Regions from separate parts of the Mus musculus genome. Here region 1 is linked to region 2. A link is a loop called in an ENCODE intact Hi-C map of the cell type or tissue named here. Cell type or tissue: heart. All regions are shown on one strand. Each heading gives the region's core, and the rest is flanking DNA. Links, peaks and the distances in the headings are about the cores only.

Evidence for each region. Peaks named below come from ENCODE experiments on the same cell type or tissue, not always from the same donor. Only the 100,000 strongest peaks of a DNase experiment are listed, where the experiment ranks them.
Region 1: it touches region 2 in a loop (3-fold over the local background); 1 of 42 quality-filtered maps calls a loop at or near these places.

The regions. Positions count from the first base shown.
Region 1 is chr7:127,841,436-127,849,081 of GRCm38, forward strand. It overlaps Stx4a (syntaxin 4A (placental)), which reads left to right and starts at 373. Exons shown (of 11, transcript NM_009294.3): 1 at 373-633; 2 at 829-930; 3 at 1,010-1,109; 4 at 1,249-1,323; 5 at 2,137-2,207; 6 at 4,585-4,693; 7 at 4,765-4,841; 8 at 5,053-5,190; 9 at 6,953-7,063; 10 at 7,134-7,232; 11 at 7,316-7,544. The coding sequence starts at 604. The coding sequence ends at 7,217. In heart, for the core only: no CTCF peak of the experiment used is centred there; no DNase peak of the experiment used is centred there; H3K4me3 peaks cover 279 bases; H3K27ac peaks cover 111 bases.
Region 2 is chr7:127,892,082-127,899,727 of GRCm38, forward strand. Vkorc1 (vitamin K epoxide reductase complex, subunit 1) reads right to left here and starts at 3,536. Exons shown (of 3, transcript NM_178600.2): 1 at 3,328-3,536; 2 at 2,424-2,533; 3 at 982-1,410. The coding sequence starts at 3,500. The coding sequence ends at 1,208. It also overlaps a transcript of Prss53 not described here. In heart, for the core only: CTCF peaks have their summits at 3,504 and 4,515; DNase peaks (open chromatin) are centred at 3,580 and 4,340; H3K4me3 peaks cover 1,704 bases; H3K27ac peaks cover 1,797 bases.

The DNA of each region.
Region 1 (7,646 bases), core at 1,362-6,361, 51 kb before region 2:
GAGACTGAAGCCCGAGACGTCGCTGACAGGCCGGAACACATGACTGGCGGTCGGGCGTGCAGCCCGCGGAGCTGGGCCCGGCCTGTCACGTGATGAGGGGGCGCCATGGGGTGATGTGAGATACGAGGCTCTCAGACTGCGTGCAAATGACGCATTCCCAACCCTTTGGGCAACTAGATCTCGGCTCCAATATGAGATGTTCCGGTAGTGGGGGGGGGGGGAGCAGCGGGGCGGGCTCTGGACTCAGGCAGCCTCGCTTCCGTTCGGCTGCCACTGCTTCCGACCTCCGCCTTTCCCTCTAGCGAGGACGAGCCGAGCCCTCGCGCGCATGCTCGGAGTCATCCCCCGAGGGGCGGGGCGGCAGCTGCGGGAGCAGGATGGGGGGAAGAGAAGGGAATTCCAACCTGTAGAACTTTGGGGGTCCTATGATCGGGTTCTTCCCCACGACTGTGGATGGTGAAAGGGGTGGGGCCTTTGGCGGCTCCGGGGTGTACTGGAGTTCGCTGGGTGAGGGAGGGGGTGTCAAGTGTGAGAGAGGTGCAGGACTTCCAAATTTAGAACCTTGAGGCCCTTTGGGCTCGGGTCCAGGGCACTCCGACCACCATGCGCGACAGGACCCACGAGTTGAGGCAGGTGAGAAACCGGGATGGTGAGGACACCCTGGAGTGAGGAGAAGCGGGGCCGGGCGGGCGCGCTGGAGTGAGGACTCCTGGTTTTGGGTCCCGGGCGGGTGGCTGATGGCCAGGAAGGAAAATCCCGGAAGCCCATGGTTCCTGCGGGGCGAGAACCGCAGCGAGCAACTGTCGCCAATGACTCCGGCCCTGGCAGGGGGATAACATCTCAGACGATGAAGATGAGGTTCGAGTCGCGCTGGTGGTGCACTCAGGTGCTGCCCGGTTGGGCAGCCCGGACGACGAGTTCTTCCAGAAGGTAAGGGTCAGGAGAACCGAGGAGTAGGGCGGACTAGAGTGACACTTAAGTCTTCAGCCCTCTTGGTGATCCTTCCTAGGTGCAGACAATTCGGCAGACTATGGCCAAACTGGAGAGTAAAGTCCGGGAGTTGGAGAAACAGCAGGTCACCATCCTGGCCACGCCTCTTCCCGAGGAGAGTAAGCGAAACCTAGGGCTCACGCACGCCAGCCCGGTGGACTATGGGGGATGTAGTTTTATTCAGGTGATGGCCAGGATGGGTTTGGTTTTGGTTTGTGGGAGAGGCTGTGATTTAGAAGTGTTGGCTTTCTCGTTTAGGCATGAAGCAGGGCCTGCAGAACCTGCGAGAGGAGATCAAACAGCTGGGGAGAGAGGTCCGGGCGCAGCTAAAAGGTGAATGAATTTCAAGGGTCTCAGCCATATCTTTCCCTTTGATTCAGCCCAGTTGCTGGTGTATCTAGTTGTTGTATACAGTCAAGTGATAGATCCAGGTCACACAGCAGACTTGGGTCTAGGATCTCTGTCCCATGGCATCAAAGCCATGGTACTTTGCAGAGCACATTATGGCCTCTCAGATTCCTTTATTATTATTTTAAGTTTAAATTCAAAATTACTTACTGCTCTCATCCTTTCAGGCCAGTGTGTATTCTTTGGGCAAGCAGATGAGAGGTTCCTCCACGCTTGTGGGAACCCACTGGTGTAATTCAAAGAAAAACATATCTCAGAAATTCAGAATTCGCCCCCTTCTCCTCTCCCTTCTCTCTTCTCACCTACTCCTCCACCTCTTCCTCCTATATAGACCAGGATGGCCTCAAATGCACGGAGATCCATCTTTCTCTGCCTCTTGAGTGCTGAGATTAAATTAAAAGCTCGCTCCTTCTTTTTTCTTCTCCTCCTCCTCCATTATGCATTACTACCAGAAGGCATTCCTGTTCATAGTCACTATGTAATAAAAATGTTAGAAAACAAGAAACTCCTTACTACGTAGCTGGAATGTAGATGTGGCCCTGATCTGGTCTCCAATCACTTTTTAAAAATTCACTTAAAATATTTTATTATATGGCTTACACTTTTATTAATGGGTTTGTGTGTGTTCAATATGTAGATCAGGCTAACCTCCAACAGAATGCAGCTGGTCTCCCAAACAATGTTTGTAAGTCTCAGGAGGAACCCCTCTTCCCATCCATCCTTGTGTCTCTCCCACAGCCATAGAGCCCCAGAAGGAGGAAGCTGATGAGAATTACAACTCAGTCAACACAAGGATGAAGAAAACCCAGGTGGGTTGTACTTTCCTAGGACCAAGGGATTTCATTCATTGTTTCTTAGGTTCCTGCATGGTGACTTAGAGGCCCTTGATTCTAGGATCTCTGTCCTGATGCTTTTCCATATAAAAAAGCTTATGCTCAAGAGAGGAAGAACTGGGTGCAGGCAGAGAACCAAATCTCCAAATGCTGAATCCATTAGAACCCCCTGCCTCCTCCAGTCAAAGAGAATTGGCTGTGTCAGACATGACTTAGGCCTGGCTGTGAGACACATACTTTCCCAAGCCTGAGACGGGGAGTTTGGACTGAATAGGGGACAAAGACATTTCTCATGTAGGACTTAGTGCCTTATCATTCTACTCAAGGGAAGAAGAACTAGAAATAAAAACAAGCAGGGTTGGAAAGACGGCACCGAGGTTAGGAGCAGTGGCTGCTCTTCCTTCCAGAGGACATCCTTGGCCCCATAGATAGAGTTCAGAGATGAAAGAGTGGCAGAATGAAGGATGTGAGAGGACCCTGTTGCACTGTGGTAGTGGCACGGTGACACCGAGGTACACGAGCAAACCTGCAGTCTACACGGCAACACTGACATTCACCAAGCCTTCAACACATGCACACTGAGTGCTTGTACACCCTCTGAACTAACCATTCTACCCTTGAGACTTAGGTCCTATAGGGCCAGACAGTCACCAAATAAGGAAATTATTTTCACTTTTCCTTACTGAGACAGGGTCTCACTAACCAGCTCTCGCTGGCCTGGAGCTCACTACATAGGTAAGGCTGCCCTCAAACTCAGATCTACTTGTATCTGTCTCCCCAATGCTAGGATCAAGGTATAGGACACCACACTGGGCTTACATCATTTCATAATCTAATAATGAGTATTAGGAGACAAAACAGCATAAAACGAGGGAACGTACTGACGGAGTGAGGCATGTAATTTAAACAATGGGAAGGGGGTGAACTGTGGTAGGGTGTGTGCTGAGCATGCTTGAGACCCTGTTTTCACTCGACAGTGATACAGAAAGCTGTAGGTTTTCTGTGAACGTGTGTGAATGAGTGCACGCGCACACCACAGTGCTCATGTTGAGGTCAAAGTGATGAGTTTTCACCTTTCCTCTTGCCAAGGTTGGGTCTGTCTGTGACTGCTCTGTACTGTGCCCCTCTTGCCTCTGCTTCCCAGCTCACCTTAGACATGCTGGCATCACAGAACCGCACGCACCACCACATCTGGCTTTGAATGGGTTCTAGGATCACTGGCTGTGGGTTTTCAGGCTTGCACAGTAGTCTGTTTATAGGCTCAGCCATCTGCAATGTCCCATCCTACTACAAATAAATTTAGAAAATCAGTAAGGGCTGGGGGTATTGCTAGAGTGCTTGTCTAGCACACCCGGGGCTCTGGTCAGGTGTCCACCACCACATAAGACAGTGCTCTGTTCGTGTACACCAGTGATGCTAGCAGGCCAGCGTGGGCTATATGGGACACAGTCTCAAACCAGATAATAGTAATAAAAATTAATAAATAAGGTCAAAATTAAAATCTCAAAAATAGGGGGCTGGCGAGATGGCTCAGTGGTTAAGAGCGCCGACTGCTTTTCTGAAGGTCCTGAGTTCAAATCCCAGCAACCACATGGTGGCTCACAACCATCCGTAATGAAATCTGATGCCCTCTTCTGGAGAGTCTGAAGACAGCTACAGTTTACTTAAATATAATAAATAAATAAATCTTTAAAAAAAATCTCAAAAATAGTTGAAGCAACTTGGTGCACACCTGTAACCCCAATGCTTGAAAGGTAGAGAAAGAAGATCAGGAGTTCAAGGCCAGTGTGAGCCATATGAAGCCCATGTCTCAAAACCAACTAACAACAGAAAATAAGGAAGGTGGGGTTAGAGACATGGCTCAGCGGTTAAGAGCACTGGCTACTCTTCAGGGGACCTGGGTTCGATTCTCAGCCCCGACATGGTGGCTCACAGCCTTCTATAACTCCAGTTTTGGGGGTCTGATACCTTCTGGCTTCCACAGTCACCAGGCACGTGTGATGTACTGATGAACATGTAGGTAAAATACCCTAAAAATACACACAAAACAATACAAATTTGGAAAAAGTAAATGGTTGAAGACTTAAGGGTGCTTGAGAAAAAACCTAGGCAGAAGGAGCAGTGCACCAACGCAGAGACGAGCATGTTAGGGAGAAACCACTGTGGAGGAAGGAGAAGGAAGGAGGTGGGGAGGTGTGGGGAGGAAGAGGCAGTGACGGGTCTAATGGGGGTCCTGATAAGACCTTTGGCTTTCTTTCTGAGGCGTGAGGGGGTCTGCCAAGATCACAAGGTAGTTATGGCCCCAGCCTCCTGGCAGTTCCTGCTGACGCCCAGCTAGGCTTTCTGTTCTTAGCATGGAGTCCTGTCCCAGCAATTTGTCGAGCTCATCAACAAGTGCAACTCAATGCAGTCCGAATACCGAGAGAAGAATGTGGAGCGGATCCGGAGGCAGCTGAAGATCAGTGAGTTGGGGTACCTTGTCCTCGGGGTTTGGGGCCTCTGATCAGCTCTGAACTGGCCCTTCCTGTTACAGCCAATGCTGGAATGGTGTCTGACGAGGAGCTGGAACAGATGCTGGACAGTGGGCAGAGTGAGGTGTTTGTGTCTAATGTGAGTGGCCATAGCTATCCTTCCTTTGTGGGCGGCCGTTCCATCCCTGGGTCCTGGTTTCTTTGTGTGGAAGGCAGGCCAAGGCCCAGTCAGGCATGGATTAGAATGCTGGGTCCACAGGTTCGAGGGCTGTTCGAGAAGCGCGGGTAAACTGTTGAGAACCAGGTGCTGGTGTCCCTGTGACGTCTCCAGTTCCTGCCTGTCTCCCCAGATCCTGAAGGACACGCAGGTGACTCGGCAGGCCCTGAATGAGATCTCTGCGCGGCACAGTGAGATCCAGCAGTTGGAGCGCAGTATCCGAGAGCTCCATGAGATCTTTACGTTTCTAGCTACGGAGGTGGAGATGCAGGTGCGTGCCCAGAAGCCCGTGCAACCTTTAGTCCTGGCCTTGACCTGGAGTTGAGATGCTCTCCTGGACTTGTCTGCAATTCCAAGCTTGGGCCTGCTTCCAGGTGGCCTCTACTTTTATCCTTAACCAAATTCTCCTCACAGCTGCCTCGATGGCATCCCTCCTGAGCCACCAGCGTGCACCTCACCTAGGCATGGCCTTAGTCATGGCTTCTTTTCCTATGACAGAAGCCCTCTAATGCTGTTAGAGCTCCTGTGGAAAGCGGTCCCTAGAGGGTCAACCTCCTGGTCTCTCCTAGGTTAGAATGGCCCTGTCCTGACCTTCTGAGATGAACTCCGCAGTGCTGCAGCCGTTCTCTTCTGCAGCTGTAGTCCTGGGAAATCACTCACCCACTGGGAGCACCAGGACCTAAGCTGGTAGTGCCAGGAGCAGGCAGGGAGAGGGATGGAGACCGGCCTAGAAGAATGGGCAACTTCAGACAAGTTTACTATCTATGGGGAAGGTACTAGTCCTATGAGGCCGTGGCTGCAGGCATCCACTGCAAACGAGGTTATGTAGGATAATGGAACAGAGAGAAAGAACAACCTGACGGGGTGGGGCCTGAAAGCCTTACTGTGAACAGCTCAGGTCCTGCCTTAGCTTTGTTAGTGTATCTTTTTTTTTTCTGCTGATAATGTCTTGATTAGCCAGGCAGTAGTGGTGGCGCACGCCTTTAATCCCAGCACATGGGATGCGGAGGCAGGTGAATCCCTTGAGTTCTAGGCTAACCTGGTCTACAGGTAGAGTTCCAGGACAGCCAGAGCTGCACAGAGAAACCTTGTCTGTCCCTCGAGTGTCTTGGTTAGATTGGACTGGGCTGGGCAAGTAACTGTTCTCACATCGATGCCTGGTCGGCCCTCCCCCTCTGAACCATCTCGTGTCTCTGGGCAGGGGGAGATGATCAAAGGAGATGATCAATCTATCTATCTCGTGTCTCTGGGCAGGGGGAGATGATCAATCTATCTATCTTGTGTCTCTGGGCAGGGGGAGATGATCAAAGGAGATGATCAATCTATCTATCTCGTGTCTCTGGGCAGGGGGAGATGATCAATCTATCTATCTTGTGTCTCTGGGCAGGGGGAGATGATCAATCTATCTATCTCGTGTCTCTGGGCAGGGGGAGATGATCAATCTATCTATCTCGTGTCTCTGGGCAGGGGGAGATGATCAATCTATCTATCTTGTGTCTCTGGGCAGGGGGAGATGATCAATCTATCTCGTGTCTCTGGGCAGGGGGAGATGATCAAAGGAGATGATCAATCTATCTCGTGTCTCTGGGCAGGGGGAGATGATCAATCTATCTATCTCGTGTCTCTGGGCAGGGGGAGATGATCAATCTATCTATCTCGTGTCTCTGGGCAGGGGGAGATGATCAATCTATCTATCTCGTGTCTCTGGGCAGGGGGAGATGATCAATCTATCTATCTTGTGTCTCTGGGCAGGGGGAGATGATCAATCTATCTCGTGTCTCTGGGCAGGGGGAGATGATCAAAGGAGATGATCAATCTATCTTGTGTCTCTGGGCAGGGGGAGATGATCAATCTATCTATCTCGTGTCTCTGGGCAGGGGGAGATGATCAATCTATCTATCTCGTGTCTCTGGGCAGGGGGAGATGATCAATCTATCTATCTCGTGTCTCTGGGCAGGGGGAGATGATCAATCTATCTATCTTGTGTCTCTGGGCAGGGGGAGATGATCAATCTATCTCGTGTCTCTGGGCAGGGGGAGATGATCAACCGCATCGAGAAGAACATCCTGAGCTCGGCCGACTACGTGGAACGTGGGCAAGAGCACGTCAAGATAGCCCTAGAGAATCAGAAGAAGGCGAGGAAGGTAAGCCTGGCCCCCAGCCCCGGCCTTGGGCACTCCAGAGTGACTGTCCGTGACCCTTCCTCTCCCACAGAAAAAAGTCATGATTGCCATCTGTGTCTCTGTCACTGTTCTCATCTTGGCTGTCATCATTGGCATCACCATAACCGTTGGATAATGTCACATGTTCTTGGTGAGAAATGGCGGGCCTGCCCCATCCCTGGCAGCAGCCTCCCCGCCTCCTGTCAGACCCATTTCTTTCTCCTTCCCTTGCAGGCATTGGGAGAGACAGAGACCCAGCTTTTGTGGAGGTGGGGCAGGCCTCCAACTGAACCCGTCCGCACACTGGACCTTGTGCAGAGGGCCTGCGGCTCGTCCTGGGTTGGCAGCTGCTCATTCATGGAGTCCTCCCCTGGAGTCCTCCACAATGCCTGCGAGACAGTTTTCAATGTCCTGTTTGTCTGGGATACATGGTTTTGTAAAAAATTTAAAAAAAAAAAAAAAAAAAAAAAAGAAAGAAAGAAAAGAATAAGAAGAAGCTTGGAGCCAGCTGTGCAGTGTGTTCTGGAAAGGTTGGCCCAGGCCTCAAGTATCCATTCTCCTTCCG
Region 2 (7,646 bases), core at 1,799-6,798:
GAGAACATCATCTGTGGAGCAGTGGCAGACTCCTCAGACTCCCCTCAGCTTCCCTGCCTCCTGCAGGCCAAGGCCAGGCAGGTTTCATACACTCCCCTCAGTTTGCTTCAGAGGTAACATGCAGGACTGTGTGTTAAAGGGGTGGCTCTCATCCTATCCTCTCTCTGGGTCTGCCTCCTTGCTGGCAGGGCATTGCTCTTCTTTCTGGCAAATGTGTGGATGGAGGGTAGAACACTGAGGTCACATCCTTTTTCACCTTCCGACTCCCAGTTTAGGCTAGTTCCACCATTACCTGACCCTGATACAGAGGCAACAGTGAGCAGAGCTTAGAGAAGACACGAGCCAATGCCCAGGCAGACACAGATTATGATATAGGGGCTATCGTATAGCTCAGTGGTAGAACACTTTCCTACCTTGGAAAGCCCTGCAATGTGAATTATGGGATGTGTGCTAATCTGAGATCTCCCTCCCCCAACCCTTCCCCAGTACTAAACATATACTCTCAGAGCATTTTAGCTCCCTCACGAATACAGAAACAATGGTAGTAATTATCTACTAAGTTAACACAGGTTCTTTGACAGTGCTTGGGATGTCAAGTGCTTAGTCCACATTAGGAAAAACAGAAATAGGATCTTAGCCTGGCCCTGCACAGGGTTAAGATTGGCCATGATGATAGGTGAGGCAGTTGCAGGGTTCAAGCTCTACCACAGGAAGAAGTTCCTTCCCAGCAAGTTTGCCCTCCAGGTGTGTGGCAGGCCCTCCTACGACAGGAGGTCTGATCCGTAGGCAGCAGGCTCAAGCTTGTTTCCTAGACATGGGGGCTGATGTGCCAGGTTTTGCTGACTACACATGCTGGAGATGATGTGTCCTCTCCTTCCGGGCAGGCCCTCCATCCTCTCTGACTCACCCCAGTTCTAGAGAAGGCAGTAACAGGGAAAGACTGACACCCCGAAGGGTCTCTGGCAGACATATGCTACAGACTTGACCAACATAGAAAAATTTATTGTTCAAAATCCTTCTCTTTAACCAACAGCAGAATGCAGCCCATGGGAACAGAACTTAGAGGCACGTTTGGTCATTTCTCTGTGTGTGGTTATGGAGGGGGGTTTGAATGATGTGGGTAGGGCCTTCTAGGAACCCACACACTTGGGCAAGGGTCATGTGCCAAGGCAAAGCAAGTTAGGTTAGTCTGGCATGAGGTGGGAACTCAGTGCTTTTTGGTCTTGTGTTCTGGTACCTTCTGGAAGCTAAGCAACATCAGACCCACATTGATGGCATAGGTGGTAATGCACACAATGCAGAAATCATATAACACAAAGAACAGGATCCAGGCCAGGTACACGGAACCAGCGACGGACACCAGGGAACTCAGCACCAGTAGGATAGAGGCCCAACGTCCCCTCAAGCAACCTGTAAAACAAGAGACGGTCAGTAATGGTATATCTAGAACTCTGTCATGCCTCCTCAATGACAGACAGCAGGTGCTTCTGGTGAAAGTACTCTTAAGACAGGATCTGATGGGCCTCATCTGGTCAATAATTCTTGGGACCCAGAGTAAATTCTCTTGCTAAGCTACACAAGATGAAACACAAGTTACACTTTGGAGTCCTCTCAAAAAGAAGTTCAAGGTCAACCTGGAATGTCTCCCAAAGCAAAGCAAACCAAAAAACTATCAGTTGAGCACGGTGGTGTACAGTCCCAGCACTCCGGAAGCAGAAGCAGGAGAGTTCCTGCAAATTCTAGGCCAGACTGGTCTACATAATGAACTCCGGGACAACTAGGGTTATGTAGAGAGACCCTGTCTCAAAAAGACCCTGTCTCAAAACCTACCAGGTGTGGTCCAAAGCCATGCTTTAATCCCAGCACTCTGATGGCAGACACAGTCAGATCTCTCAGTCTGAGGCCAGCTGGTCTACAGAGTGAGTTCCAGGACATTCAGGACTACACAGAGAAACCCTATCTCAACACCTGCCTCAGCCTCACCACACCCCTCAAAAACAAACCAAACAACAAAAACAAAACCCATGTGAGGTGTGGTGGCCCATGTAGTGACTTCCAGAACGGCCAGGATTACACAGAGAAATCCTCTCCTTGGGTTGGGGGGGAGGGGGGAAGAGGAAAAAAGGTGAGGGAGGGAGAGGGAGAAGAAAAAACGAAAAACTAAACAAAAAGAAAGAAGTTGATTCTTTGCCATAAAACTGAGATTGTGAGAAATCTTTGAGGGCCCTCAGCCTCTGGCTACCTAAACCAAGTAGGATAAGCCTCCTGCTAAGTGTTCTGCTTTCTTGACTCCTTGTGATGAGATTGCTCAGTAATTAGCAGCTGGGTGTCAATTGTCTGGGTCACCGACACGACACGACACGAGGTGGGGCTGCTCTGGATTTCAGAAGACAGGTCATGAAGGGGCAAAGCCACTCACTCACCTAACAACAGCTGTAAGGTGTAGAACAGGCAACCAAATATGCTGTTGGATTGGTTGAGGACGCTGTCCGCTCCTAGCATGTGCTCCACCAGCCCAAAGCCCCGGCCCCACCTGGTGGAAGTGAAAGAAGCAGGTAAGTGGGGTAGGCCAAGTGCCTCTTGAGCTTTTTTGTAGAACAGTGATTAGCAAGAAGCTCCACCTACTAAGAGTCCAAAGGGCATTGACCTGGCATGTCCTGGGGCTCTTAGTGGCCTGTCATCACAGACTATCAATAATTTTTCAGGAGTTGGTGAGATGGCTCAGGAAAAACAAGTATCAGCTGCCAGGCCTGTCAACTGGATCGAATCCCCCCGCAGCCCACAAAGAAGGAGAGACTCAACTCCCGAACGTTATTCTCTTGACTTCCACATGCATGTAGTGGCATGCATGTGCCACCTCACAAACAAATAAATGAAAGGTTAAAAGTTTTTCCCAGCTTGATTTCGCTTTACGGTGATCACAACTGGGAAATCTATTTGCTTGGGCCTACAAAGCTACAGTTCCCTCACCACCCACTAACATTTGGTCCTCCAACCCGGACAGAGTGAGCCACTTTGTCCCCTCAGCACAGCCAATAGTCCACCCCCTCCTCCCGCTTTGTATCATCTCAAGTTTCCTCAGTCTCTATGCAATATACTGCCCTGCCTCCTCCAGTCTTCCCATCATTGGTATTTACAGTATCCTCAGAAAGCGTTCAAGCACCAGTATCTCTGTGAGGTCCAGTGTGCACGTCCGATTACCCACCAAAACCCATGGAGCCAGGCCGCTCTCAAAGTGTCCTTTCTGTGGACACTGCGACCCCAGACTCCAAAATTATCTGGTAACCTGGCCTTCAAGAGCCCCATGCTTTCCATGTCTGCACGCACCGAGAGGAGAAGACGCGGGAACAGCTGATGGCCGTGCCCACATCGCAGAGCGCGCGGTAATTTTCATCGCGGGCGCGCGCCGCCTTCACGTGCAGTGCGTACAGTGAGAGGGCTAAGCCAGCGAGGCACAGTGCAAGCCGCACGAGTCCAGGGCTCCTCCAGGTGGTGCCCATGTCGACAGTACAGCCCAGGGACAGGAGGGAAGAATCGCCACGGGGCAGGGCGGGGCCTGCTGTCACCACGCCCCTCCTACCGGAAGATTGGTCGGCCTCCGCTGGCGTTCTCCAATTCAATTGGTTATTCTTAGGCATGACAGCTAGGAATGCTGGGCTGGTAAACAGGATTTAGGAATGTGGGTAATCATTGATAACGCAGCTGCCGGGCATGATGGGAATTGTAGTTGGAGAGGCTGCAAGACATTAAGGGAAATTTGAGTATGTAGTGCTGTAAAGCTACTTTGTTTTGTTTTGTTTGGTTTTTCAAGGACAGGGTTTCTCTGTGCAGCCCTGGCTGTCCTGGAACTCACTCTGTAGACCAGGTTGGCCTCTAACTCAGAAATCTGCCTGCCTCTGCCTCCCAAGTGCTGGGATTTAAAGGCGTGTGCCACCATGCCCGGCTCTGTAAAGCTACTATTAACAGGACGGTAACACACACACACACACACACACACACAAACACAAACACACTGTCGCTATCTTCAGACACACCAGAAGAGGGCATTGGGTCCGGTTACATATGATTGTGAGCCACCGTGTGTGGTTGCTGAGAATTGAACTCAAGGACCTCTGGAAGTTCAGTCAGTGCTCTTAACTGCTAAACCATCTCCCGTTTAGCTCATTTGGGGGGGGGGGGGAGGTGAGACAGGGTTTCTCTGTGTAGCCCTGGTTGTCCTGGAACTCACTCTGTAGAAGACCAGGTTGGCCTCGAACTCAGAAATCCTCCTGCCTCTGCCTCCCGAGTGCTGGGATTAAAGGCATGCGCCACCACGCCCGGCTTAGCACATTTTTTATGACAAGTTCTGTCTATGCATCTGGTATGTCTAGAACCTACGGGTCAATAGACGAATGGAATTCCGCGAAAGCAGGGATACGACTCTGGAAGCATTTTCCCCGAAATTATTTCAGATACCATTTGTCTACAACCTGTCTTTCAAGATCACCGCCAGCCATCCCTCGTGTCTCACTAGCGCCCCTTGTGGGCAGAGGCACCCTCCCTCTCACAATAAATTCCTTTATCTAGGCCATACTTTCCTGTGATTTCCCAGACCTCTGTACCACTGTGGCGCACTCTTGGCAAAACCTGAGCCTGGATCAACCCAACAATCCCTCTTATATTATCTCCCCTTTACAAATATCCCCCCCTCCCCACTGAGGACCTGTCAGTTCTGTACTGTCTGCCTTTCCACCCTTCCCATTTGCCTGGAGTTTCTTCACCAGCTCCCTCTCCAGTTGTCTTTAATCTAATCCCTTCACAGCCAAGTTTTGGGAAGATTTTACATTCCCAGTCTTCCTTACGTCTTACTGATGCTCACATGACAAACTAGCTGCCCTTGAGCATGTCCTTGACACCTAGTTGCAAGCATGACTTGAACATTGAGTCTAATGTTTATTTTTAGAGTCAAAAAGTTTGACTTCCAAGTGATATTAGTTACTGCTTTAAGGAACTCTTTCTTCCTTGATGGCTGCCCTCTCTCCATGGCTTCTCCTTCTCGGGTCTACTTCTTTTACGTCAGAGAGTGTGGTGGATACTGTAAGTGTTCCTGCTCAGATGGGAAGGTATCCTGGGACTCGGAAGCCCAGGAACGACACAGCTGAGGAGAGAAGGTATTCCAATGGGAGGGCATCCTGAGACATGGGGGCCCAAGAGCCACACAGCTCTGAGAGGAAGCATCCTCAGCAGAGGCATTGCAGCTCCCAGGAAATGACATCCCCAGCTGAGCTGAGGAGCCTCAGCCCCACTCTGTCTCTTCGCTTCCTCCCTTCTTCTCTGTATTGCTTCTTTTGATGAGAGTCATGAAGTAGAAACTTATGGGTTCTTTGGAGAGTCAGTTGTGTTGGACGGTGTTTTGCTGTCACAAACGTGAAGAAACATTTCACTGAAGCAGACACAGGAGAGAGGATGTTCTGCTAAAGCAAGCACATGAAAGGACACATGATGAAGGAGCCTTTGCTAAGTACACACATGCATTGGCCTACCTTACATTGCTTAGTTGGGCTCTGATTGTTGGAACTCCAAAGAGAGAAACACACCAAAAACCTTCTGGTAGTGTGCTATGGCTTCTTACCATTTCCAGTGACTCAGGCTGATGGGCAGAGTGATATCAGCTGAGAAGACTCAAGTGCAGAGGGAAGCCCGAGGAGACACGTGATGTTTGGAGGTCGTATAAAAAGGACTTGATGGACAGTGACAGGAGCCAGGAGTTTGGCTTGCTCGCATAGCTAAACGTTTGTTGGTCTTGAGTCTTCGCTGATCTTCACTTCTTTGAGAGAGGCGCAGCTGAGAACATTTCCCCCTGGCATTCCTGTTGTCCCTGGTCCCTCCTGTTGACTCGTGTCAATGTGGCAGAGGCCTAGCTGTCTCTGCTAGGTCGTGCCACCACTACTGATTTGTGTTTGCTATCCTGACTCTATCGAACTGGACTGTTGGTGCATCCATGAAATGTTTGCAGGTGGATCGAGCTGCCCCTGCTGACTTGTGAACTGAACCGCTGATTTCCTGATAACGCAGATGGGATTTGTTCCAAAGAACCATTTCTAAACAGGCCAACTTCCCCATATCCTTTCTTTTCCACTACTTCTGGTGGGAGGTGGGCTAGAAGGGAGGTTAAAATGTTTTAAAACTCTGATTAAAAGTAGGTTTTGTCTCAGCACTTGAGAGGCAGAGGCAGGCGGATTTCTGAGTTGGAGGCCAGACTGGTCTACAGAGTGAGTTCCAGGACAGCCAGGGCTACACAGAGAAACCCTGTCTCGGAAAACTAAAAAGAAAAAACAAAGAAACAAACAAAAGAGATTCCATTTCCAGTTGTGACCTACAAAGAGACAGGGAAAACGAATAAATACACACAGGATAAGCTAGACACAATACTTGTCTTACTTAGGGTTTCTATTAATGTGAAGAGACACCATGATGGCAATTCTTATGGAAGAAAATATTTAATTAGGGCTGGCTTGGCTTATAGTTTCAGAGGTTTTGTCCATTAGACAGATACGGTGCTGGAGAAAGAACTGAGAGTTCTACATACTAATCAGGAGGCAACAGGAAGAGAATTGGTTTGATCTTCTGAGACCTCAAAGCCCACCCCTAGTGACACACCTCTTCCAACAAGGCCACACCCACTCCAACTAGGCCACACCTCCTAATAGTGCCACTCCCCATTGGCCTATTCGGGGTGGGGAAGGTGGAGGCGCGCGGTGTGTGGGGGGGTGCGGGTGTGGGGAGTCACAGTTTTATTCAAACCAGCATAATGGTTAACTTGAAAGGCAGACGCAGGAAGATCAAGATTTCAAGGTTATCTTCAGCACAGGTTATGGGAGACTGCCTCTAAAACTAACTAAGCCAGAGATTGTGTGAGTCCAATTAAAAAATGAAAGACCACAGGAAAGAGTCACAGGAAAGTAATCCCAGAAGACACGGAGGGAGTCCTGAGCTGATAATGAATGTCATTGGCTTTGAAAATCGGGGAAGAACAAAGAATCAGAAAGAAACAGATCTTCCTTAGAGTCTCTAGAAAGGTCTCTCAGAGCAGCCCTGGATGACATAAAACTTTTCACAATGCTCTGCCTCAGATTCCTGAGTGACAGACAGGTGTCATGACCTCTGACCAGAATTGACTAATCAATCCATTAATAATGTGTGCTTTGGGGAGCCCTGGAAGCCTTGAGTGAGTGAGTGAGTGAAGGCTGGATGAAGTCCTGAGTGGAGTGTACTGTTGACATGGCCACAGCCACCTCGGGACCAGGACCTCAGACCCATGGGAATTTGACAAAGCTCCTTCAGGCTCTGAGGGATGGCGGGGTCCTCCTCTGGTCTAAGTGGAAGTGTAAACGGTATGTGCAAGTGTGAGTGTTTGGGAACAATTGACCAAAGTGGTAAAAACTCGCAACTGCAGCTTCCTCCTACCAGATGTTCAAAGGCTGAAGCTGGTCACTGTAGACACCTCCTACTGACATTGGCTAACTTCTCCCTCCCTCCGTAGTACATAATGAACTCTCTCAGGTCCTGGGTATTTGCAGAGTAGGTGCACCCCATCACCCTGTCAGAGTAAGCACAGTAGGTGTATCTGTGTGTCTAGTCTCTCTTCGTTCCCTCACTCCACCCCA